Linked DNA regions of Homo sapiens: region 2 is linked to region 1. The links are chromatin loops, found by intact Hi-C in ENCODE. Cell type or tissue: gastrocnemius medialis. All regions are shown on one strand. Links, peaks and the distances in the headings refer to the core of each region. The heading gives the core; the rest is flanking DNA.

Region 1 (7,899 bases), core at 1,162-6,161:
AGGTGGGCTGTAGAGGAATTCTCGCTCTGGAGATGAGGAGGTTAGGGGCCTGGGATGGACAATTGAAAAGGTCCTTCCCAGCACTGCTATTTGTAGATTTATCATTTGTCTCCCACATTTTCTCTTTGGTTGGACTAAGATTAAATTTCATGTGTTTGTTGCATATGTGCATATATCTGTCATCCTGTCTAAGACTCAACCTTTTTTGGCACCATGGGTCTGTTTGGTACTCTGGTGAAGGTGATCAGTCCTTTCACAGAATACTGTTTTTAAATACATAAATACATAAAATAAAACATTAGGCTGAACAAGAATAATTATATTGAAATATAGTTCTATATATAGATCTACTGGGGACTCATGGACTACAGTTAAAAATGTTGGGTGTCTCTGCCAGGCGTGGTGGCTCATGCCTGTAATCCCAGCACTTTGGGAGGCCAAGGTGGGAGGATCACGAAGTCAAGAGATTGAGACCATCCTGGCCAACGTGGTGAAACCGTATCTCTAGTGAAAATACAAAAATCAGCTGGGTGTGGTGGTGCATGCCTGTAGTCCCAGCTACTTGGGAGGCTGAGGCAGGAGAATCGCTTGAACCTGGGAGGCGGAGGTTGCAGTGAGCTGAGATTGCGCTACTGCACTCCAGCCTGGTGACAGAGTGAGACTCTGTCTCAAAAAAAAAAAAAAAAAAAAAAAAAGTTGGGTGTCTCAAAAATTTAAAATCCAGAATGGAACTTAAGAGTCACAAATTTCTTCATTCTCACTTTACAGATGAAAGAAGATGTGATTCCCAAAGACAGTTCCCTCAACTTGGTTCAGAATCAAATAGGGAGTTTTATTCGGTGGGTATGCACAAGAACACGATAGTTCCATTGACAATCTTTCCAGCCACAAATTTTTGGAATTATTTGTGCCTTGGCTCTTGTTTCTAGCTCAAGACACTGTAGACTTGCTGGATTGAATGCTATTTGGAGAGATTTACCAGTTGATCATTTCAACCCAAAACGGAGATCACAAATGGAGACTTCCTAAATATTCAGTACACCCCTCCAAAGTGCACTCGCTCCATCAAGGTTATCCTAGTATTAATTATTCATAGGCAGAGCACTGACAAATTCTAATTGCAAATAAGTGCAATTGCTGTTGATTGCATAATTTATGATTCCATTTGTTAAACTAAGACAATGGGAGTTGATGAAAGGCATTAAGTGGCCCCAAATTAAAGGTAAATTGGGTTCAAAGGCTTGTCTTTCTGTGAATGTAGCTTGAAGTTGTCTGCTTTCCTGAGACCCTCTCACACACTGGTGATTTATGTACCAGGTAAGCTGTGTTACATCAAATCTTGTGTCTGGCTGGAGATGCTTCAGTCTGGGCTTCCTGGAGATCTGCACTGCAGCCTGTGGTGAGATGGCCTCTTGCCTCAGTGAGGCTCTGCCATCTTTCTCTGAAGCTCAGGGCCTGGCCTCTGTGGCTTGGCTTCAAGACAGCCTGATTGCATAACTTTGTCTGCATTGCTCTGACACTTTGCTGAGGGGACTTTGGACAAGATGGCAAAATTGGCACTGGAGTTCATTGGAAATGATTTCCTTGAAAATGAGGCAAATGCTTTTCTTTCCATGTGACAGACACTCCCACGGATCAGCATCTCACAGAGGTTAAGTGCAATCTCTGCAATTGCTCACTGCTCTTCCTAAGAATAATACAAGACAAAGACTGTACTGAAGATGGAATCTTTTGCATAGTAAATCTCAAGATAAGTCTGTTAAATAAAAGGTGGTTTGAAAGGAGATTATTTATGGGGTGTGCAAGGAGGAATTTGATATTCAAGTTGTACATTGTGAGAATTCATTGCAAGAGGTCTGACTTCCCTTTCTTTGAATATATAGAGCTGGTATTAAGAAACATTTGGACTTTGAATCTTACAGATTTGTTCTCTAAAGATTAAATTTCATATATGCACAAAAGAAGAGCCCCAAAACAATGGACTTTGATATAACTGCATTTATACCATGTACTGTGATTAATTAATGAGGAAGTGATGGGCTCATTAACTTCTGATTATGTGTCTTGTGCTGCAGTGGGACAAACCATTGACCCAGACTGGTGACCGTCTTGATAACATCAGTAAGATGGCCTTTGCCATTAAAATTCTGGAACTAATGAGTACAGAAAAATGGAAGTTTACTCTGCTTAACAAATAAAACGTTGTTTATTGGTTCACTGGAGTCAAAGGGATCAGTAGATAAGTCCTATTCTTGTATGAAAATGGTGAAAAGTTGAAGTTGGGCAGAGCCTAAGATGCAGTGAGTACAACATAGAAGGGAAGGCTGGAGAATTATGCAAAATTTGGAGGGTTATGGATGACATGCTTGGACTTGATCCTGTAGTTAATAGTTATTCATATGGTACTTTTAGGCAGGAAAATTATAGCATTAAATTTCTGTTTCAGAAATATCCCTCTGGATGCTTATGCAGAGAATTGATCGGAGAGAGCGAGCTTGGAGGCAGAAAAGCCATTCGGGAGTTGAGGCCACAGTCTAGGAGAGAGATAATGCTATCCAGCCCGTGGAAGTGGCAGTGGGTATGGGGGATGGAGAGGAAGAGACAGATGGAGAGGCATTTTCAGTGTCAAATTGACAGAATGGGTTGGACTGGCATGCCATGGCCATGTCTTAGAAACTTTAAATAACGTTTGTGGGAAAAATAAACCAGAGCTTGTCCCTTATACAGAGGCCAGGGCTGGAATCCCAGAGGAGATAGAATATGGCTCAAGGGACAGCTACCAATGGAGTGGGAAGTCCTGATATTCTGAGGCTGGGTTGTAGCCCTCTGTCACCACAAAGGAGACCAAGAAGGGGAAGTGATTCACTCAAGGTCACTTGGCAAGTTAATTACACTCTTGGCTAAGCCTTCTGAGCAGAATGGGAGCTGCTTCCAAGAAGTGCAGATGCTCAGTGGTCTGGTGGCTGCCTCTTCTGGATTCCTGGTTTGAGCTCTCACAAGAGCTCTCCTTGCCCTCCCTGGACTGGGCCCTTATCCTGGGCTCACTGCTCTATCTTTCAAACAACTCTGCCTTTTACCTGCAGTTTTGGGGTGGCCCAGGCGATGGGGTGGAGCTGAGGAGGTAATCCTGCCTGGGAGTGAATGCCACTGTGTGTGTGCACGTCCATGTGTCTCTGGAATGCTGACAGCACTGGGTTGTCTCTTGCCTGAGCATCACTTGACCATCCTGCTTTAAACCGGAGGAGAAATTCTATCAAATGCAAGCCCACTCAGAGCTTGTTTCCTTCTTTATCCTAAATAATTTCAAAGTGCTTCAAGCAGTTTTATAAAAGCAAAAAGCAAGCAGCTGATTTCATTTGGCGACACAGAGGGCTAAATTAGGTCATATTATGTTAGGTCATTCCCAGGGCTAATTAACTGATTGTCCTCATGGTGGCCCAAGGAGTCAGCTGTGCTTGCAGCTGTGCCTAACATAGACCTACTCTGTTAACGCATTCTGGTTTTGCTTTCTGAGGTTTCAGTTACCCATGGTCAATGGCAGTCTGAAAATTTTAAGTGGAAAATTCCAGAAATAAACGATTCATAAGTTTTAAATTGTCTGCCATTGTGAATAGCATGATGAAATCTCATGTAATCCTGCTCTGTCTTGCCGGGGACATGAATCCTCTCTTTGTCCAGTGTCTCCATGCTCTCTACCCTCCCCACCTGTCACTTTGTAGCCCTCTAGGTTGTCAGATCAGCTGTCACAGTATGGCAATGCTTGTGTTCAAGTTACCTTTATTTTATTTAATAATGGCCCAAGGTGCAAAAGCAGTGATGCTGGCAATTTGAATATGCCAAAGAGAAGCCATAAAGTGCTTTCTTTAAGTGAAAGGTGAAAGTTCTCAACTTAATAAAGAAACAAAATCATATGCTGAGGTTGTGAAGAACTGCAGTGAGAACAAATCTATTTGAGAAATTGTGAAGATGGAAAAAGAAATTTGTACATAGTATATATAGGATCTCATACTCTATGTGGTTTCAGATATCCACCGGGGGTCTTGACACATATCCCCCATGAATAAGGGGGGACTACTGTACTCACAGTCTAATGATTTGTTCACAGGGGATTTACATCATTTGATCATCTCAAAAGCCTTGTGTGACAGGTGAGATTATGAACTGTTTCATAACGGAGGAAACTATGGCTCAAGATTAAGTCATGTGCCTCAGGGCACATTCCAGCCACTCCCTGCCCCCAGACTGCCAGGCCTCTCTGAGACTATTAAATCCTCCCTTGGCACTCCACCAACCTATCTCTCTGTGAACTGAGCATTCGATGCTGCTAACATGCCCTCCTCAAAACATTCCACCCCTGTGACTTTCATGACACTGTACCACCCCCTCTGTGCAGTTCAAGGGGGACACTGGATAAGATGATTTTCTCAAAAAGTCCTCAGAACGTCTTCACCTTCTCTGGCTTCATTATCTTGGTGTAGGACGCTACCACCGCCACCACCGCCTTCCCGTTCTCTTCTTCCTCATCCAACATTTCTGGAAACTGGACCAGTGCTCCTTCCAAGTCCTTCTGTATCCGGGCTTATCACTGTAATGGATTAGTCAGGGTGAATAGGGGTTTGGTGCTGGGGTTCTCAACACCGAAAGTAATTCTGGCTACACTGGAATGCATTTTTTTATTAGTCAGTACACAAATGTATACATAGTCCATTTGTTTCCCAAATTAAAATATTTCACAGTGTTTAGAAACAGAAAGTGAACATCAGAATTCTGTGAGGGTATATTTATGGAAGGATGGATTTTTGCAAGAAACATTTGATATGCTGTACTATATTACCTGCTTTAGCTGCCATAACCAAGAACCACAGACTGGGTGGCTTAACAAACAGAAATGTATTTCCTTATAGTTCTGGAGGCTTGAAATCCAAGCTCACGGTGCTGGTGAGTTGGCTTCTCCTGGGCCACTCTCCTTGGCTTTGGATGTCCCCAGCCTTCCCCTGTGTCTTCATATGCTCTTCCCTCTGTGTGTGTCTGTGTCCTAGCCTCCTCTTCTGATGAGGGCACGAGAACCCAACCTGATGTTTTCATTTTAACTTAATTACCTTCTTAAAGACCTTAAACAACTCTGCTTTTTACCTGCAGTTTTGGGGTGGCCCAGACGATGGGGTATGCAGGTATGTTTTAAAGACCTTATCTCCACATAGTCACATTCTGAAGTATTGGGGGTTAGGATTTTAATAAGTGGAATTTGGGGGACACAGTTCAGCTCACAACATATATAGTGTATCTTTTCCAGATAAAAGCAAACACTGTAAAAATATAAATATAGATTAAAAGATACAAGCACAATATTTTTCTGGATTTGCTCTTCTGGGTACTATAGATTGCTTAGCATAACAATCATTTTTATACATTTTTCTTTCAAAAGTTATTATTCTCAAACAGCGGGGAAGGGGTGGAACCTGGAAAAGGTGTTGATTAGGTGGGATGATGGGTCTCACCTGACACATGAAGCCAGGGCTGATGGGCTGATGTGGTGGGTGCTGTATCCAATGGCCTCCTAGAAGAACAGGTGTGCCTGCTGCAGCAGCCTGGCCTCAGGTGGGGCTCTTCTCAGTGTCCCACTGGTTCTGGGCCCTGGGCACATGGGCCTGCAGAGATTAAATGGGGACTGCTGGAGCTCACGTTTCCCGTTGGCTGGGTCCTGTGCTTGGCTGTAGGAGACTCAGGCAGGAATCCACTTGATCCTGACCCTCGGGGCTCACAATACAATGGTAGAGACTTATCTGTCTGAGAAGATAAGAAGTGAGAAGTGAGAAATGAGTTCAAGACCATGCTGTGGGAGCTCGATGAAGGTAGGAGCCAGTTTTACTAGAGGCTGACCCCCTTGCCTGCTCTGACACACAAGCTAGGAAAGCTATGAAAGTTCAGAGGTCACTCCCTCTGAACAAGGCACTGACTCTACCCTTACTGAATTTTACTAATCACCTGTGATTAATGTGGACATCTTTCTGTTTCATAAATAAGAAAGCTGAAGCTGAGAGGATTTTAAATTTTCTTATGTCACACACCTGGATAGTGGCAGGTCATCTACTCAAAAGGTGTTTCTGTTTAAAAAAAAAAAAATTCCACTTGTATTTAACTGTGAGAGGTGTTCATAAACCATAGCTTTGCACACAAGTGTAGACCCACAATCCAGATACAAAGAGAGGATGTGTGATAGGAACACCGGAAGAATCATTCTGTCTCTGCTCCAGTCAGAGACCCAGAAGCGCTGGGTGTTTCAGCTCTCTCCAGCCAGTGGTGGTGACTCCTCAGGTAAACTGGAAAGTCCTGAATTCCATAGGTGGCTCAGACAATCTGCTTACTTGAGTGAGAGTGAGGCACAGTGGCCATTTGCCGAGGCGTGCCACCCTCACTCCAGGAAGGGGCAACTTTTCCTTGTGTCAGCTGCTTCCTGGGTATCTGGATATGAAAGAACCACAGGATCCTCGGATCTCAGGTAGGGGCGCTGCCTCTTTAGTTTCTATTAGAGGTCATTGCGATGAAAAGGCCAAGAGCTTTGAAGTCAGATGGATCTTTTTCCGTGTTCTAGTTCGACTATTTTCTAGCTGTGTGAGCTTGGTCAGGTTCCTCATCTTCTTTGACTCTGTTTTCTGATGTGGAAAATGTGGCTCTTAGAAAGATTTTAAAGTAACACATAAAAATCCCAATAACATTATAATGACTACTATTCGTGTTATTATCTGAGAGATGGAGGGAGTCACTTATCTCAAACCCTCAATTTTCACATGCAGAAATTAAGGCTCATAGAAATTGTGTGCCTTCTCTATTTTTTTTTTTTTTTGAGACTTTTGCTCTGTCGCCCAGGCTGGAGTGCAGTGGTGCAATCTCTGCTCACTGCAACCTCCACCTCCTGGGTTCAAGTGATTCTCCTGCCTCAGCCTCCTGAGTAGCTGGGACTACAAGCATGCACCACCACGCCCAGCTTTTTTTTTTTTATTTTTAGTAGAGACGGGATTTCACCATGTTGGCCAGGATGGTCTTGATATCTTGACATAGTGGTCTGCCTGCCTTGGCCTCCCAAAGTACTGGGATTATGGACATGAGCCACCACGCCTTGTCAATTGTGTGCATTTTTTAAAGTCACGGGTAAGACTCAGAAGGGCTGGGACTTAGGAAAACAAAGTGTTTTTATGTTTCTTTTTGTAAAATCTTGCAATCATGTACTGGGATCTCAAACTTCTACCATGGCCCTTGCTAAGAATGTCTTTTTTCCAGCACATCTGGCCCCCTTTGGTCTTCTCCTCTCTGGGCCCCACCGATCTCCCTGCTCTATTTTCTCACCACCTTCTCCATCTCTCATGCCCACCCCATTGCTTGGTCCAGGGAGGTTCCTCTAAATTTTTAAGGATGGTGGAGGCAGAGAGTCATGTTCCTTATCACAATGTTTCTGCCACATTTTGCCTTGCCTGAAGGCCTCTTAGGCTTTTGGAAAGCAAAGTCGAGTCCTTTTCTGGTGGCCCTGTTACATCCCTTCTAGATGTAACTGAGTATCAAGTGGAGGAGCTGCTTCATTAGTTTCTGTAGCACCACAGAAGCAAAGTAATCAATATTGATAACAGCTGCTATCTAGTGAGTGCTCACTGTGAGAATGCACTGCAGCTGCTCTGTACATGATCTAACTTTAACTATCACATTCACCAGGTGAGATGAGGTTTTCTAACCTTGCCTTACTAGGGAGGAAGCTGAGGCTCAGAGAGACTAAATGACTGGTCCTAAATTGCGAAGCTAGTATGCAGAAGTGAGACCCAAACTAAGAGTACCAAAGTCTAGCTCTTTCTTTTCCTTTTTTCTTTTTGTTTTCAAGACAGGGTCCCACTTGGTTACCCAGGCTGGTGT
Region 2 (7,899 bases), core at 1,918-6,917, 71 kb after region 1:
TTGTGGGAGGGACCTGGTGGGAGATAATTGAATCATGGGGGTGGCTTCCCCCATACTATTCTCCTGGTAGTGAATAAGTCTCACAAGATCTGATGGTTTGATAAGGGGTTTCCTTCTTCACTTGGCTCTCATTTTCTCTCTTGCCTGCCTCCATGTAAGACATGCCTTTTGCCTTCCGCCATGATTGTGCGGCCTTCCCAGCCACATGGAACTGTGAGTCCATTAAACCTCTTTTTCTTTATAAATTATCCAGTCTTGGGTATGTCTTTATCAGCAGTGTGAAAAGTGGCTAATACAGTGAATTGGTACCAGCAGTGGGGTGCTGCTGTAAAGATAGCTGAAAATGTGGAAGTGACTTTGGAACTGGATAACAGGCATAGTTTGGAACAGTTTGGAGGGCTCAGAAGAAGACAGGAAGATGTGGCAAAGTTTGGAACTTCCTAGAGACTTGTTGAATGGCTTTGACCAAAATGCTGATAGTGATATGGACAATATGGTCCAGGCTGAGGTGGTCTCACATGGAGATGAGGAACTTATTGGGAACTAGAGTAAAGGTCACTCTTGCGATGCAAAGAGACTGGCAGCATTTTGCTTCTGCCCTAGAAATCTGTGGAACTTTGAACTTGAGAGAGATGATTTAGGGTATCTGCGGGAAGAAATTTCTAAGCAGCATATCGTTCAAGAAGAAGCAGAGCATAAAAGTTTGGAAAATTTGCAGCATGACCATGCAATAGAAAAGAAAACCCCATTTTCTGAGAAGAAATTCAAGCTGGCTACAGAAATTTGCATAAGTAATAAGGAGCCAAATGTTAATCACCAAGGCAATGGGGAAAATGTCCCCAGGGCTTGTCAGAAACCTTCTTGGCAGCCCCTCCCATTACAGGTCTGGAGGCCTAGGAGCAAGCATTGGTTTTATGGGCCAGGCCCAGGGTCCCCCTGCTGTGTGCAGCTTAGGGACTTCGTACCCTGCATCCCAGCCACTCCAGCCATGGCTAAAAGGGGCCAAGGTACAGCTTGGGCTGTTGCTTTAGAGGGTGTAAACCCCAAGTCTTGGCAACTTCCATGTGGTATTGAGCCTGTGGGTGCATGGAAATCAAGAATTGAGGTTTGGGAACCTCTGCCTAGATTTCAGAGGATGTATGCAAATACCTGGATGTCCAGGCAGAATTTTGCTGCAGGGGCAGGGCCCTCATGGAGAACCTCTGCTAGGGCAGTGTGGAAGGGAAATGTGGGGTTGGAGCCCTATACAGAGTCCCTACTGGGTCACTGCCTAATGGAGCTGTGAGAAGAGGGCCACTGTCCTCCAGACCCCAGAATGGTAGATCCACCGACAGCTTGCACTGTGCACCTGGAAAACCTGCAGATACTCAATGCCAGCTGTGAGAGCAGCCAGGAGGGGGGCTGCACCCTGCAAAGCCCAAGGCCATGGGAGCCTACTTCTTGCATCAGCGTGCTCTGGATGTGAGACATAGAGTCAAAAGAGATCATTTTGGAACTTTAAGTTTTAATGACTGCCCTATTGGATCTCAAACTTGCATGGCTCCTTTGTTTTGGCCATTTTCCTATCTGGAGCGGATTTATTTGCCCAATGCCTGTACCTGTATTGTATCTGGGAAGTAACTAACTTGCTTTTGATTTTACAGGTTCATCGATGGAAAGGAGTTGCCTTGTCTAAGATGAGACTTTGGACTGTGGACTTTTGAGTTAATGCTGAAACGAGTTAAGACTTTGGGGGACTGTTGGGAAGGCATGATTGGTTTTGAAACGTGAGGACATAAAATTTGGGAGGGACCAGGGGCAGAATGATGTGGTTTGGCTGTGTCCCCACCCAAATCTCATCTTGAATTGTAGCTCCCATAATTCCCCCATGGTGTTGGAGGGAGCTGGTGGGAGATAATTGAATCATGGGGGTGGTTTCCCCCATACTATTCTCATGGTAGTGAATAAGTCTTGAGATCTGATGGTTTGATAAGGGGTTTCCCCTTTCACTTGGCTCTGATGTTCTCTCTTGCCTGCCACTAGGTAAGACATGCCTTTCACCTTCTGCTTTGATTGCGAGGCCTCCCAAGCCATGTGGAACTGAGTCCATTAGACCTTTTTTTCTTTATAAATTACCCAGTCTTGGTAATGTCTTTATCAGCAGTGTGAAAATGGACTAATATAGTTCCAAAGAAGGGGAAGACTTTATAACTGTTGAAACCTGATATAAATATTGTATAATATAAAAGCTACATAAGTATTACATAATAAAATTACCTAAAGGTACATAAAATGAGCTATATATATTATCAAACATCATTCATGGTTTTATTTGCTTTATAATAATGTAAAAACCTCACCTCCTTCATCAAGGGAGCAATATAAAAGACAAAATGAGTATCAGCTTGGGGCGGAAACTATTGCCATCATATCCAGATTATTTGTTTTTCCCTTCAACTAATTTCTACAAGTAGTATCTCTGGCAAGTCAGAGTAGTATCTCTGCCTCAATGACTCACCCACACCCGGATCCACACCGAGAGAGAGAAATTTGGAGAGAGCCACCTCCCTCTACCACCTCCTTTCAAATTGTTCTTTCCAAAACCCTAATCAGGCTCCAGACCCTTCAGAAAACCTTTCAGAAAATACTTTTCTTTTGCTAGAAATCCTTCTGCATGGTACAGGTTGAGTTCCCTCTTCCAAAATGCTTGGGACCAGAGTGTTTTGGATTTCAGATTTTTTTTTTTTTGATTTTGGAATATTTGCATTATACCAGTTCAGCATCCTTAATCTGAAAATCCAAAATCTGAGATGCTCCAATGAGCATTTTCTTTGAGCATCATGTCTGTGCTCAAAAAGTTTCAGAGTTTGGAACATTCTGGATTTCAGACTTTTGGATTAGGGATGCTTAACCCCTACCACATGATTGAATGTGCTTTTTTGATTAATTATCTCCTGTTTTGTTTTTGTTTTTGCCTTAGTATTGTCTTAGATACAGCGTGAGCTCCTGAAAGGCAGAAACCTTGTCATGTTTTTATACTCTCCTCCTTGGGCCCATGGAGTTTACAGAGCATCTAGGAAGTGCTCAAGGCACCCTCTGTGCTTGATTTGTTGGCCTTGTCTGTTTCCCTAATGGATGGCTGATGCTCAGACTCTGCATAGGAAGCCTCATGGTGCAGTAAGGTTTGTCCTCTGCTCAGACCAGGGAGGTGGTTGAGATCACGGGCCCTGGAGATGACTGCCTGGGTTCAGCTCTCTGTTCCACTGCTTACAAACAAACCATGGTAGCTTGGTCTAATGCCTAATGTCCTGTGTAGCATTTTGTCGTCTGTAAATTGGATGTGATAACAGTACCCACTAATTGAGTGGGAGTGATGATTTAATGAGACAATACATGTAACATGCTTTGAAGAATGTCTGGAGCGAAGTAAACACAACGTACATCTGCTACTGTTCACATTTGCTCCATTTTTCTGGAATCCCTGATCTACTTTCTTCCACAGGTCAAATGGCCTGTAAGATTTTCCATTTGCAGTGTTTAGGATTTCGTTGCTGTCTGGTCTTCAATTCAAGCTGCTCATGGCTCAGTAATGCTCCTGGCTAGAGGCAGATCACTGTTGGGATTCAGGCATTCCTTTGGATATCCCTGACAATAGTTGTGATAATTACAACAGCTGTTACAGTTTAATAAGTGGTTTCATAGCCTTAATTCCCCTGATCTTCTTTCAGAGCCAGGGCTGCCCCATATGGTTGTGCAGGTTGTACACTGCTCAGCTGCAGCAGGCACCATTTACTTTGTAGTCTTTGTGAAAGGCGCCCCCTAGAGCTCTGCAATGCAGTGCTTTCCACTGCCACATGATGGTGAACCTGCACACAGCTGCCGTATGAGGTTTGTGTTATTATTCTCATTTTTTGTTTCACTTTTTGTCTTTTTATTAGAGAGTTTAGTCAATTTACATTAAATGTTATCATCAATAAGAAAGAACTTACATCTGCCATTTTTTTATTTTTTTGGTTGTTTTGTGGTTTTCTCTTTCTTTTTTTCTCCCTGTATTAGTCTGTTCTCATGCTGCTAATAAAGACATACCCAAGACTGGGCAATTCACAAAGAAAAGGAGGTTTAATAGACTCACAGTTTCACATGGCTGGGGAAGCCTCACAATCATGGTGAAAGGCAGAGGAGGAGCAAAGGCATGTCTTATATGGGGGCAGGCAAGAGAGCTTGTGCAGGAGAACTGCACCCTATAGAACCATCAGATCTTGGGAGACTTATTCACTATCATGAGCATAGCACAGGAAAAACCTGCCCCCATGATTGAACTATCTTTACCTTGTCCCTCCCCTGACAGGTTGGGATTATGGGAATTACAATTCAAGATGAGATTTGGGTAGAGACACAGCCAAACCGTATCATTCCATCCCTGCCCCTGCCAAATCTCATGTCCTCACAATTCAAAATACAACCATGTCCAGGCAGAAGTTTGCTGCAGGGGAGGGGTCTCATGTAGAAACTCTGCTCGGGCAGTGCAGAAGGGAAATATGGGGTTGGAGCCCCCACACAGAGTCCCTACTTTGGCACTGCCCAGTGGAGCTGTGAGAAGAGGGCCACCAACCTCCAGACCCTATATTAAAAACAAAACTGTGGCTTAAGGGATTTTTAAAAATATAAAATACAAAGAAAAAGATTTTACCATAAGTCCACGAATGCTTCTAATAGTCTGTGTATTTTGTCAGTTACCAGGAAATTACCCTGGAGAGAAGCAAACAATCAATTTCAAACTGTTTGCCTTTATTGCATCTTCTTCTCCACCCTCGCATTGAGAAATGGAAAATCCAATAACTAATAAAGAGCACTGTAAAGTCCTTTCCCTTTGTCGAAAGGATTTAATCATTGGAGTGAACTCCACAAATATTTGTGCTGTAGATGAGAGAGTGAGTCAGCGAATGTGGTGTTTCCTTGCTCCAAGTCTCCTTGGAGTTTTCTACAGGGATTTTGGGTAACAGGGTAGCTCTGAACTGGGTAGATCTGTCTGTCAAGAGGAACGCTCTAGAAAGCTCAGGACTCTCCTGCACAGGGCTTAGCCCACTGTGCTCAGGCCCCTGGGGACTCAGCGGATGCATGACTGTTGAATTTGGAGCCTGTCTCTGGTCCCAGGGTTCTATCTGTGTTTGCCAGCATTCACTGGGATGTAGACTGAGGCTCAGACAATCTACCAGCTACCCATTTTCCATGGGAAAGCTTATCAATGTACATAGATAGAGGCTATTTTCAGAACTCATGGCTTTGATTGTTCCCATTCTCCCCTTGCAGTTTGCCTTTGAGTGGGGTCCGCCAGGGTCTCGGAAATAGATAACTGTTTCCTATTTTTCCCTGGTATCTGGCCTGCATCACAGGTCCTCCCCATCCAGCCGCTACATTACCTTTCCTAAAACACAGCGGGGAGTGTTTGACCTTTGTCAAACACTAATTACTTGAAAGAAGAAGTTTCTTAGCAGAATCTCAAAGCTCTTGATAATCCATAATCTGATCCCAGCTTCCTTCACACCAACCTCATCTCTGCCACGTGGTCTCCACAAACTTCCGCTGCACCAGACCATGTGTAAGTCTTAGCCTTCCTCCCTCTGTCCTGCACGGGCTGTGTCTTCTGCTGTGGTGCCCTGCCTTCTCTGCTTTTTCGCCTTCAGTAGCTTGTTCTCTTACGCTTAATATGGTCAGTACCAATTTCTCACACTTTTTTATGTGGAATCCATTCCAATTGAGAAAACATCTCTCTTTATAAATATTTCACCCTGCTGCACACCAGAGACAGTCAGCTTCCATGCATCTTTTAATCAGACTTCTCTTAGATGCTACTAAGGGTCCGTTTCTGTGTTTGAGTCTCTCTTCTCCAGTACATTACTAGGTTGTTGAGGGCAAGAGACATTATTTATACAACTCTGACTCCTTCATGGGAGTCAGGCCAGGCCTGGTGTATGACTTACCAAATTAAATTGAATTTCTAAACCATCTAAACATATTTCTTCCATGATGACAGGGGAGGTTAATTATGTGTGTTTATAAGTTGGCTGTTGCCAGGAGACACGGAGGCGATCACTTGTCAGCATTGCTCTTTGGAAATGAAACTGAAGGCAGTTGGAAGCTGGTGAACCGCTCTCTGGCAATTAGACTGGCAGGCTACCAAATGTAGCAATGGCAGGCAGGAGGCATCATCAGCTCTTACCCTGTGTCTCTGCCTGGCTTTGTTCCCAAGAGAATGTCCAACCAGAGCTGACACTGGGAAGCTCATAGATTCAGAATGCTATCACCAATTCAGGACAAAGATGGCAGTGGGGAGAGGAGCCATATATCCTACCAGCTCCTGGGATGGGTTAGTGCTGCAGCTTCGGTGGAATTCATGTGACCCCAGAGGGATAGATAGGGACAAGACAGACATTATCTTCTATGGAAGGCTCCAGGTGGGCCACACACTTGGTCCTCACTGAGGTAATCATTCCATCCAGCAATGCAGCTCTCTGGCAGTTGCTTTGTAGCCTTTCCCTTGAAAAAGGCTGGGTAAGGACTGACTTGGTCTCAAGTCACTGTCTTAGATGCCTTGCATCCCCTTCCTCCTTTAGTTGTTGGAATCCTCACTCTCTTTTGCTTTCAGGAAAATGCTCTCCAGTCCCTCCATTACAAACAGAAGTTTTGAAAGAACAACAACAACAAAAAAGCTCTCCCAGGGGAGTTTACATTTTGACTGAGAGTAAACTAAACAAATAGTGCATAAGTGGTTGAATTCAGAGCAGCAAGCATCAGAAAAAGGAAATCTGGGAGAGGACTGCATGGCATTTATGTTACCATTGAAATCACACCATAGATTGGCTTCTTCCTTAATCTATATGTACAGAGGCATCTGTCTACCACACTTATTGACATATTGAAAAGATTCAATAGATGTTTGCTGAACTCAGCTGTTAAATTTTAGGAAAATAAACCTGACCATGTTTTAAGATCCTCTACTGGTACTGTAGCATTATGAAGGTTAAAAAGAACGTAGGAATAAATGCTTTCTGGCTCAACTGCTAGACCAACTGACAAGACAGACAGAGAGGAAGCAATAATACTAGCAGCAGCAGCAGTAGTAGTAATAATAATCATAACAGAAGAAGAACATATAGGGAAAAAGCTTCTTGACATTGGCCTTGGCAATGATTTCTCGGATATGAAACAGGCAACAAAAGCAAAAATAGATGAGTGGGATTATATGAAACTAAAAAGCTTCTGCAAAGCAAAGGAAATAATCAATGAAATGAAAAGACAACCTAAAAATGCGAGAAAATATTTGTAAACCACATCTGATAAGGGATTAACATTCAAACCATAAGGAACTCATATAACTCAATAGCAAAAAATCAAATAATCAGATTAAAAAATTGATAAAGGAACTAGTAGACATTTCTCTAAAGAAGACATACAAATGGCCGACAGATATATGAAAATGTACTCAACATCACTAATTATCAATGAAATGCAAATGAAAACCACAATAAGATATCACCTCACACCTGTTAGATTGCTTATTCTCAAAAAGATGAAAGGCAAATGTTGGTGAGGATATGGATAAAAAGGGAACCCTGTACGCTGTTGGTAGGAATGTAAATTGGTGCAGCCACTATGGAAAATGGGTATGGAGGTTTCTCAAAACAAAAACTAAAACTAAAACAAACATACCAAAAAAAAAAAGCCCCCAAAACAACCTAACATTAAACCTACCCTGTGAACCAGCAGTCTCTCTCACTTCTGGGTATATACTCAAAGGAATTAGGATCTTGAAGAGATGTCTGTACTCCTACGTTCATTGTAACATCACATCACCCAAGATGTGGAAGCAACCTGAATGTTTATTGATGGATGAATGGTTAAAGAAAATGTGGTATATGC

Evidence for each region. A loop is a pair of places that touch in the nucleus more often than their neighbours do. Peaks named below come from ENCODE experiments on the same cell type or tissue, not always from the same donor. Only the 100,000 strongest peaks of a DNase experiment are listed, where the experiment ranks them.
Region 2: it touches region 1 in a loop (2.2-fold over the local background); 1 of 110 quality-filtered maps calls a loop at or near these places.

The regions. Positions count from the first base shown.
Region 1 is chr2:18,043,871-18,051,769 of GRCh38, forward strand. No RefSeq gene overlaps it. Among named protein-coding and RNA genes, the nearest start is that of KCNS3, 170 kb to the left of the region's middle. RefSeq lists an enhancer at 3,575-4,774. In gastrocnemius medialis, for the core only: no CTCF peak of the experiment used is centred there; DNase peaks (open chromatin) are centred at 2,987 and 4,241; H3K27ac peaks cover 2,397 bases.
Region 2 is chr2:18,114,032-18,121,930 of GRCh38, forward strand. No RefSeq gene overlaps it. Among named protein-coding and RNA genes, the nearest start is that of KCNS3, 240 kb to the left of the region's middle. In gastrocnemius medialis, for the core only: a CTCF peak has its summit at 3,807 (motif pointing left); DNase peaks (open chromatin) are centred at 3,795 and 6,150; H3K27ac peaks cover 1,218 bases.